Linked DNA regions of Homo sapiens: region 1 is linked to region 2. The links are chromatin contacts, found by Hi-C in ENCODE. All regions are on one chromosome and are shown on one strand. Each heading gives the region's core, a stretch centred on a gene start or an enhancer-like site at or near the end of the contact. The rest is flanking DNA. Distances are from core to core; before and after follow the strand shown.

Region 1 (3,715 bases), core at 297-2,796, 3.6 Mb before region 2:
TGTTTGTTTGTTTGTTTGTTTTTGAGACAAGGTCTTACTCTGTCACCCAGGCTGGAGTGCAGTGGCACGATCTCGGCTCACTGCAACCTCTGCCTCTCAGGTTCAAGTGATTCTCCCACCTCAGCCTCCCTAGTAGCTGGGGTTACAGGCATCCACCACCGTGCTTGGCTAAGTTTTGTATTTTTAGTAGACACAGGTTTTCACAATATTGGCCAGGCTGGTCTTGAACTCCCGACCTCAGGTGGTCCACCCACCTTGGCCTCCCAAAGTGCTGGGATTACAGTCTTGAGCCACTGCACCTGGCCTGTGTTTTTATTTGTTTTTGAGACAGGGTCTCGCTCACCCAGGCATGAGTGCTGTGGCATGATCATGGCTCAATGCAGCCTCTGAGGCTCAAGAGATCCTCCCACCACAGCCTCTCAAGTGGCCTGGGACTACAGGCAGATACCATCATACACAGCTAATTAACACGGTTTGTAGAGATGAGGGCTTACTCTGGTGCCCACGCTGGTCTCAAATTCCTGGACTCAAGCAATCCTCTCACCTAGGCCTCCCAAGATGCTGGGATTATAGGCAGGAGCCACCTCGCCTGACTAAAGCTTAAATCTTTCAACAGATTGCCGATCAGAAAATCTTTGAATCCACCTATGATCTGTAAGCCTCTCCTTCAAGACATCCCACTTCCTTAGCCTGAACCAATGTATATCTTCCATATATTGACTTATTTTACCTGCAATTCCCAACTCCCTAAAATGTATAAAACAAAGAGTAATGCCACCGCTTCAGATGCTCTTTGTTAGGACCTCTTGGGACTATTCCCTGGGCCATGGTCACTCATATTGGTTCAGAATAAATCTCTTTAAAACCTTTTACAGAATTTGTTTTTTTTCCATTAACAAAATCATCTCATTTTGAGGCAACTGAAGCCTAAAATCGTTAGAGAAGCGCTTTGCCCAAGGATTCACACAATAGTGTTGCAAATGGAGATTTAGCACTAAGTCAGCTGTGTTGTTTTCACTATACTGGGTGCCTACATAGCAACTAGACCATGGAAAGTCTTCGCATATCTACGAGGATGCAATTTTTGATAGGAGTTGGTCATAGTCAAGAGTGGCTAGATGGCCACTTCTAAATCTTGTTGGTGCTGGATTTCCTAAACTCTGTGGGATTACTTCTTTTTTTGACCTCAAAACAGAAAAATTTCCTCTGTAACACGATTCACTAACACATGAGGTAATCACACTGCTTTGAGGTCTGTAAGGATCAAGTTGGAACCGTCATCCCCTTCCCTGGCAGTCCCTAAAATCCTTCGAGATGACGTCACCCAACGAGTTCAAGAGGGCGGTGCGTTCCTAACCACACCTTCTGCAACCCAAGTGCCGCCCCTCTGACTTTCTCCTTTTTCCTTTTTTCCGGAACGCCGGAACGTAAGACGTGGGTCACGCAACAAGAGCAACTAGTCCCGGAAGCAAAAAGCAAAGAGGCGGAGAAGAAGACGGGAAGCAGAGCCCGCGTCCGGGTCGGCCGGCAGGGGGCGGGGCCGGGCATGGTAACGGCTCGGAAGCCTAGGAGGCTGGGCCGGAGGGAGGCGGAGGAACCGGTGTTCGCCGCCGCCGCTGCTTCAGCTTATTCCTTGTGGCCTCTGCGGGTCCTGCCTCAGCCATGATGATCCACGGCTTCCAGAGCAGCCACCGGGATTTCTGCTTCGGGCCCTGGAAGCTGACGGCGTCCAAGACCCACATCATGAAGTCGGCGGATGTGGAGAAGTGAGGCTTCGGGGCACGGGGTCTGGGCGCTGGCCGGTTGCTGGCCCAGGGCGGGAGGCAGGGCGAACTCTGTGCAGCCCCTCCCCTTTTCCCTGAGGCGGAGGTTCGGTCCCTCCGGACCGGACCTTTGATTGACAACTTCGATAAATAATCCAGTCACACTTCCGGGCCCTTTGGTTGGGGATCGCCAGGCGCTGCTTTCGTCAACTGTCAATCCGCCTGGGTTTGAGTAGAGTGTGACTGTTCTGGTGGACTTTCCCCTCACCAAACGTCTCCTCCTGCCTCAGCCTGCACCACCTTTCTTTCTGGGTGGCTGTTGCCTGTTTTCTTAGGGGTTAATGACGGGGATGATTTATAAGTTTGGTTTCTGTCACGTCAGGTGCTGTGCCCGGCGCTTGAGATAGGAAATGTAAAAGACAACGTGCGCCTCAATTCACAGTCTCGTGAGAGAGACAGACAATTATATTACAGCGTGAATAAATGTAATGAAGATGTATACACGGAGTGATGTGAGGTCTTTTAGGGGCTCGAACCATCTGGGAAATTGGGATGCCTGAACTGAATCTTTATAAAACCGTTGCGGGGGGCGGTGGATAGGTACATGCCATCAGGTCAGGCAGAGTGAGTTGTGATGCGTTTTTGATGCCTGGGCTGAATCTTGACAAAATTTAGGGGAATCAGGGGACGCATGTAAAGCTGGGGGCTCAGGGAGAGTGAAAGCTGTGATGTGTTTAAAGAGCTGTGTCCGTGTGATTGGAGCGTGAGGTACCATAGGGGGTGTTGTGAGAGATGAGAGGTAGGCCCCAGGGGAATCAAGATACTGAGGGAATTTTTATGCCTGGCTAAGGAGTTTTCAATTTTATCTGACAACCACTGGGTGTAATTTTATCCAAAGGAGCTGCATTATCAGATGTACGCTCTGAAAGATTTCTCTGGAGGCCATGTTGAGGCTGGATTGCAGGTCCGCAGGGATGGGAAGGAGACCAGTTAGTAAGAGAAAAGATAGGTTTTAGAAGATTAAGTCCCTGGGATGGCCAGCTGATGGGAGGAGAAATAAAAAAGGAAGAGTCTATGCTGATGACAAGATCTCTGGCTTGGATTTTTGCATGTATCGTATGCCTTTGAACAAGATGAGAAGCACAGGAGGAGGAGAAGCAGATGGGGGCAGGGTGTTGGTTAGAGGATGAGTTTAGTTTATTGAAATGTGAGGTGGGTATAGGTCATAAAGTGAAGATGTGTAGTAGGCATTTAGATATATTTATCTTGGAGCTCAAAAAAGATAACGTCTGTGGGTTTAAGTTTGGGAATTATCTGCTTATATTTGGTACCTGGAGCTTTGGGAATGAATTAAGGTATCTAGAAGTCATCCAGAGGAAAAGGTCATAAAATAGAACCCTAAGTGAGTACTTGCATTTTAAGATTTGAGCAGAGGGAGTGACCAGGGAAGAGAGGAAAGTAATGAAACGATGTTTGCTTCCTAATTCAAGAAAATAAGTGGTAATATTCTAGTAGACTCACTGAAAAAAATTAGGAAAATACAGAAAAGAAAGGAAAAAAATTTCCCTTCATCCCACCAGAAATTGAATTACTTTTTTGAGTTTTTCCTCTCTATATCTTTCTTTTCTTTTTTTTTTATAACTTTTTTTTTTTTTTTGTATTTTTAGTAGAGACGGAGTTTCTGCATTTTGCTCAGGCTGGTCTCGAACTCCTGACCTCAGGTGATCTGTCCGCCTTGGCCCCCCAAAGTGCCGGGATTACAGGCATGAGCCACTGCGCCCAGCCTTGTATAACTTTTATTTATTTTTTATTTTGTTTTTTTGAGACAGAGACTCACTCTGTCGCCCAGGCTGGAGTGCAGTGGCACAGTCTCAGCTCACTGCAGCCTCCGCCTTCCAGGTTCAAGTGATTCTCCTGCCTTAGACTCCCTGGTAGCTGAGACTACAGGCGCG
Region 2 (4,182 bases), core at 1,655-4,154:
CTGGGGATCCTAATAAAACACAAAGCATTTTAACATCTTATTGGTTTAAATTAACTAAGTATACTAATGATAACACATACCTATCAATTATATTTCATAGTTAAATCTTGAGAGAAATAAGCTTCAAATAAGTATTTTGAAAGGTTAATGCTAGGGTCTAATGTTACAATATATCTAAAATATTTCTGTGTTAATCTTACAATTTTAGAAAATCTCTAGTATGTTTAAGCTTAAAATGTTCTGGTTGTTATCACTTTTTTAGGCTCACAGAAGGGAGGCAGGCACAGATGGAAAAACGTAAGTTACTTACCCTTTTGGTCTGAAAAACACTGCAAACAGTAATCATACTTTTAGAGCATCAAATACGGGGCTGGAGCCTGGGCTGTGATAGAAATAACTTCGTCTTTTCTAATAACATGACCTTAACAGAACAGACAATGGAGACAGAGGGAAAAGCAGCAGCCAGAAATTCTTGTAAAGGTTCCAGAAGGTGAACCATGCTTTTTGGTTTTTCACCTATGTCATGCTGATATTAAGCAGTCAGATTATATAGTATTTTTGTCCCTTCCTCAGGGAAGCCTTCTCTGGTTACCCCTTAGATCAGTAGAGGTCACAAAGATATACTATCATGGAATGGTATGGTTCTCCTTCACAGCACTTATAACTCCCATTACAGACTATTTTTGTAATTGTTTAATGTGCCCTCCACGTGATTACCATGCTTACCACTGCATCCTTAGCTTCTACCACAGTGATTGGCCCCTATTAGACAATTAAAATATTTGTTGAACTGAATTGAATAAAGCTTTGGGGGGCACAGAGCAGCTGCTATGGTTTTTGTTTGTTTTTGTTGTTGTCGTTTTTGAGAGGGAGTCTCCTTCTGTTGGCCAGGATGGAGTGCGGTGGCGCAATCTCTTGGCTCACTGCAACCTCCGCCTCCCGGGTTCAAGCGATTCTCCTGCCTCAGCCTCCTGAGTAGCTGGGACCACAGGCACACACAACCACGCTCGGCTAATTTTTGTATTTTTATTAGAGACATGGTTTCACCATGTTGGCCAGGCTGATCTCAAACTCCTGATCTCAAGTGATCCGCCCGCCTCGGCCTACCAAAGTGGTAGGATTACAGGCGTGAGCCACCGCGCCTGGCTGCTATGCTGTTTTGCTTCTTTGGTATCGTGTAGCACATTCAGTACAAGTGATGTCCTCCGCTCTCAATAAGTGCTTCCTAAAGAACTCACATTTCACCCATTCAGAACCTTGCATGGTGTAGTAGCTGAAGTTACTACTTCAAGGACTCCTTCTCTTTATCTTGGGTAGAGAGGAACAATGTGAACTCAGCAAAGGGATCATGAAAACAGATTTTCTCTTATGTTACTTGTAGAAAGCTTTTAGATTTATCATTGAAAATTGCGAATTTTGAACCATATCCATTTTGACTTAATTGTATTTTAAAACAGTGGTTCTCAAAAAAGTGTGGTTCCGGGACCAACATCATCAGCATCGTGGGAACTTGTTAGAAACACAAATCCTTGGGCCTCACCACTGAACTAATGACTTAGAACAGGGGTTGGACTGGGGAATTCTGTGTTTTAACAAGTCCTCCAGGTGATTCTGACGCATGCCAGTTTGAGAATCACTTTTTTAAACCAATGTTTAAGTCCAATCTAACCTACTTAACTATTAACAGTCTACCTGGCTATCTACCTGTGGTAGTGTAGTATGTAACAGCCCACAGCACACATGCTCAATTCCAAGCCTATCTGCTCTCCGCAATCAGTATATTCCTCCTGCAATTTATCATGGTATGAAAGGCCCAGTGATACACATATTTGGTCATTTTCAAATAGTGCCTGCCAGCATAGTGGCTCACACCAGTCATCCCAGCACTTTGGTAGGGTGAGGCGAGATGATCATTTGAGCTCAGGAGTTTGAGAACAGCCCGGACAACATGGCGAAACCCCATTTCTACAAAAAAAAAAAAAAAATTAGCCAGCGGTAGTGGCGTGCTACTTGGGAGGCTGAGGTGGGAGGATCCCCTGACCCCTGGAAAGTGGAGACTGCAGTGAGCCATGACTGCACCACTGCACTCCAGTCTGGGCGACAGAGACAGACCCTGTCTGAAAAAAAAGTGCCCTTCACAGAAGCTTCCTCAGGGTATTAGCATGAGCATGTGAAAGTACAGTATGTTTATCAAACACATAAAATAAGCAGTTATAAATAACGTCAGAATAACACAAGGAGGCCAATTATCAAAATGAAAGGCTAGTTTTGCATGCTGTGCTTTGCGGAGAGAAGGAAGAGGGAGTTTTCATGTTATTACACTTTTGATAGCAGAATCCTATATTTTGGTGCAGAGGTGGCAAAATAAGGCGGGGGGTGCTGGTGCGCAGAAGCTGACAAGGTTAGAATGTGCAGCGTTTTTACGACGGACTGGCTTTACTCATTTCCTGCCTCACTTCTCTCCTATCTGTATAGGTTTTTCTTTTCGTCCTCCTCTACCAGTACGCTCCCGCCTGCCGCGCTCCGCCCTTGTGCGGCGCACGATCGGAGTCAGTGATTAAGCCGGCTCCAAGACAAAGCGGAGGCCGAGCCCAGGAAGCAAGCGCGCTCTCCGCCCCGCCTGGAGGGAGGGCCCAACCACAGCACAGCCGCGCTCACTCCTCACCCGGACGTGACCTAGTTCTCACAGAGGCCCGGCCTCTTCCGCCACAACTCCGGCCCGCGGTCCCGCCCCGTTCCGTGAATGGTCGGCCGGCCTCAGGTCAAAAAAGCGTTTAGGTGTCTGCGACGGAGCCTCCGGAGAAAGGCAAGCACGTCGCAGCCAATGAGGTGATAGAAACGCAAAGCAGCGACCAATGACTAGCTGAGTTGGGCTGGGCCGGCCGACGAATCACGAGGCTTCGCACCCGGATATGGTTATGGGCTCGGAAATCTAGTTCGGGAAAAGTGTGAGGGGCTCTTCACGTGGGGAAGGAACAGCAGGCGCGGAGGAGGGGGCAAGCGTGTGTGAGATTCAGTGGTCCATGCGTGCGTTTGTCGTGTAAGGGTCATTCCTGGGGTTTGGAGTGGGGGAACAAATCAATGTGGCTGTTTTTCCGTGGAAAGAATTCCCACTGCAGTGTCCCGGAGCCTGCGTGTGGTGGGCAAGCTCCTCAAATGGTATCTCACAGGGAATAGGGGAGTCTTGAAAACGCAGCTTCGGCAGTAGGAACATGAACCTCTTACCTAAAAGTTCCAGGGAGTTTGGCTCCGTTGACTATTGGGAGAAGTTCTTCCAGCAGCGAGGAAAGAAAGCTTTCGAGTGGTATGGAACCTACCTGGAACTGTGCGGGGTGCTACATAAATATATCAAGCCCAGGGAAAAGGTGAGGAGCGCGGGTTGGTAGCCCTTCGTACGTGCTCCGGAAGGTGGGAACTGGTAACAGGAATCTTGCACTTGGTGGACAGTGACAGGCGGGAGGACCCTAGTTGGACGCATATTTCAGCATTTCCTGCATTGTTCCTGCTAAAAGACAAACTAGAATATTCTTTCAGGCCGGGCGCAGTGGCTCACACCTGTAATCCGAACACTTTGGGAGACCGAGGTGGGAGGATCGCTTGAGCCCTGGAGTTAAAGACCAGCCTGGGGAACATGAGACCTCGTCTCTACAAAAAATGAAAAAATTAGCCGGGCGTGGTGGCGCGCATCTGTATTTCCAGCTACTCGGGAGGCTTAGGCGGGAGGATCGCTTGAGCCCAGGAGGTCGAGGCTGCAGTGAGCCATGATCACGCCACTGCACTCCAGCCTGGGTGACAGAGTGAGACCCTGTCTAAAAAAAAAAACATTTCTTTAAAGGTTTTCAGATAATAGACCTCCCACCCCAGCTCATTCTTGGATTAATAACCCTACTTGAAGAGTGACTTCCCATCTTGAAAGTATGTTCTTCTGTCACTGTGCATTCCTGTGCAACCTGCAGCAGGTGTGACTTTGTGTATGAATTTGTTTTTCAAATAGTCGTTGAGTGCGCCCCAAGTTTCAGGCACTGCTCAGTCCTTAAACTATAAGAGCATTAAGACGTAAACCCTGCACATGTTCCAGAAGTGAAACGTGATAAGTACAACAATGGGTTTGGTATAGGTGAGATTGTACTGGAGGTAGGGAAGGAGGAAGGTAGAAAACTTAACATTTGTGGGGAAGCTTTA

Evidence for each region. A loop is a pair of places that touch in the nucleus more often than their neighbours do. Pooled maps may share reads with other maps.
Region 1: a loop to region 2 is called in a pooled map, with 15 times the contacts of the local background. The contact joins the promoter of TIPRL here to the promoter of METTL13 in region 2. A Hi-C loop is called at or near these places in 10 of 50 pooled maps.

What each region holds. Positions count from the first base shown.
Region 1 is chr1:168,177,416-168,181,130 of GRCh38, forward strand. TIPRL (TOR signaling pathway regulator) reads left to right here and starts at 1,547. Exons shown (of 7, transcript NM_152902.5): 1 at 1,547-1,766. The coding sequence starts at 1,663. RefSeq lists enhancers at 1,170-1,671, 1,659-1,778.
Region 2 is chr1:171,778,756-171,782,937 of GRCh38, forward strand. METTL13 (methyltransferase 13, eEF1A N-terminus and K55) reads left to right here and starts at 2,905. Exons shown (of 8, transcript NM_015935.5): 1 at 2,905-3,365. The coding sequence starts at 3,213. RefSeq lists enhancers at 2,594-2,888, 2,718-3,251.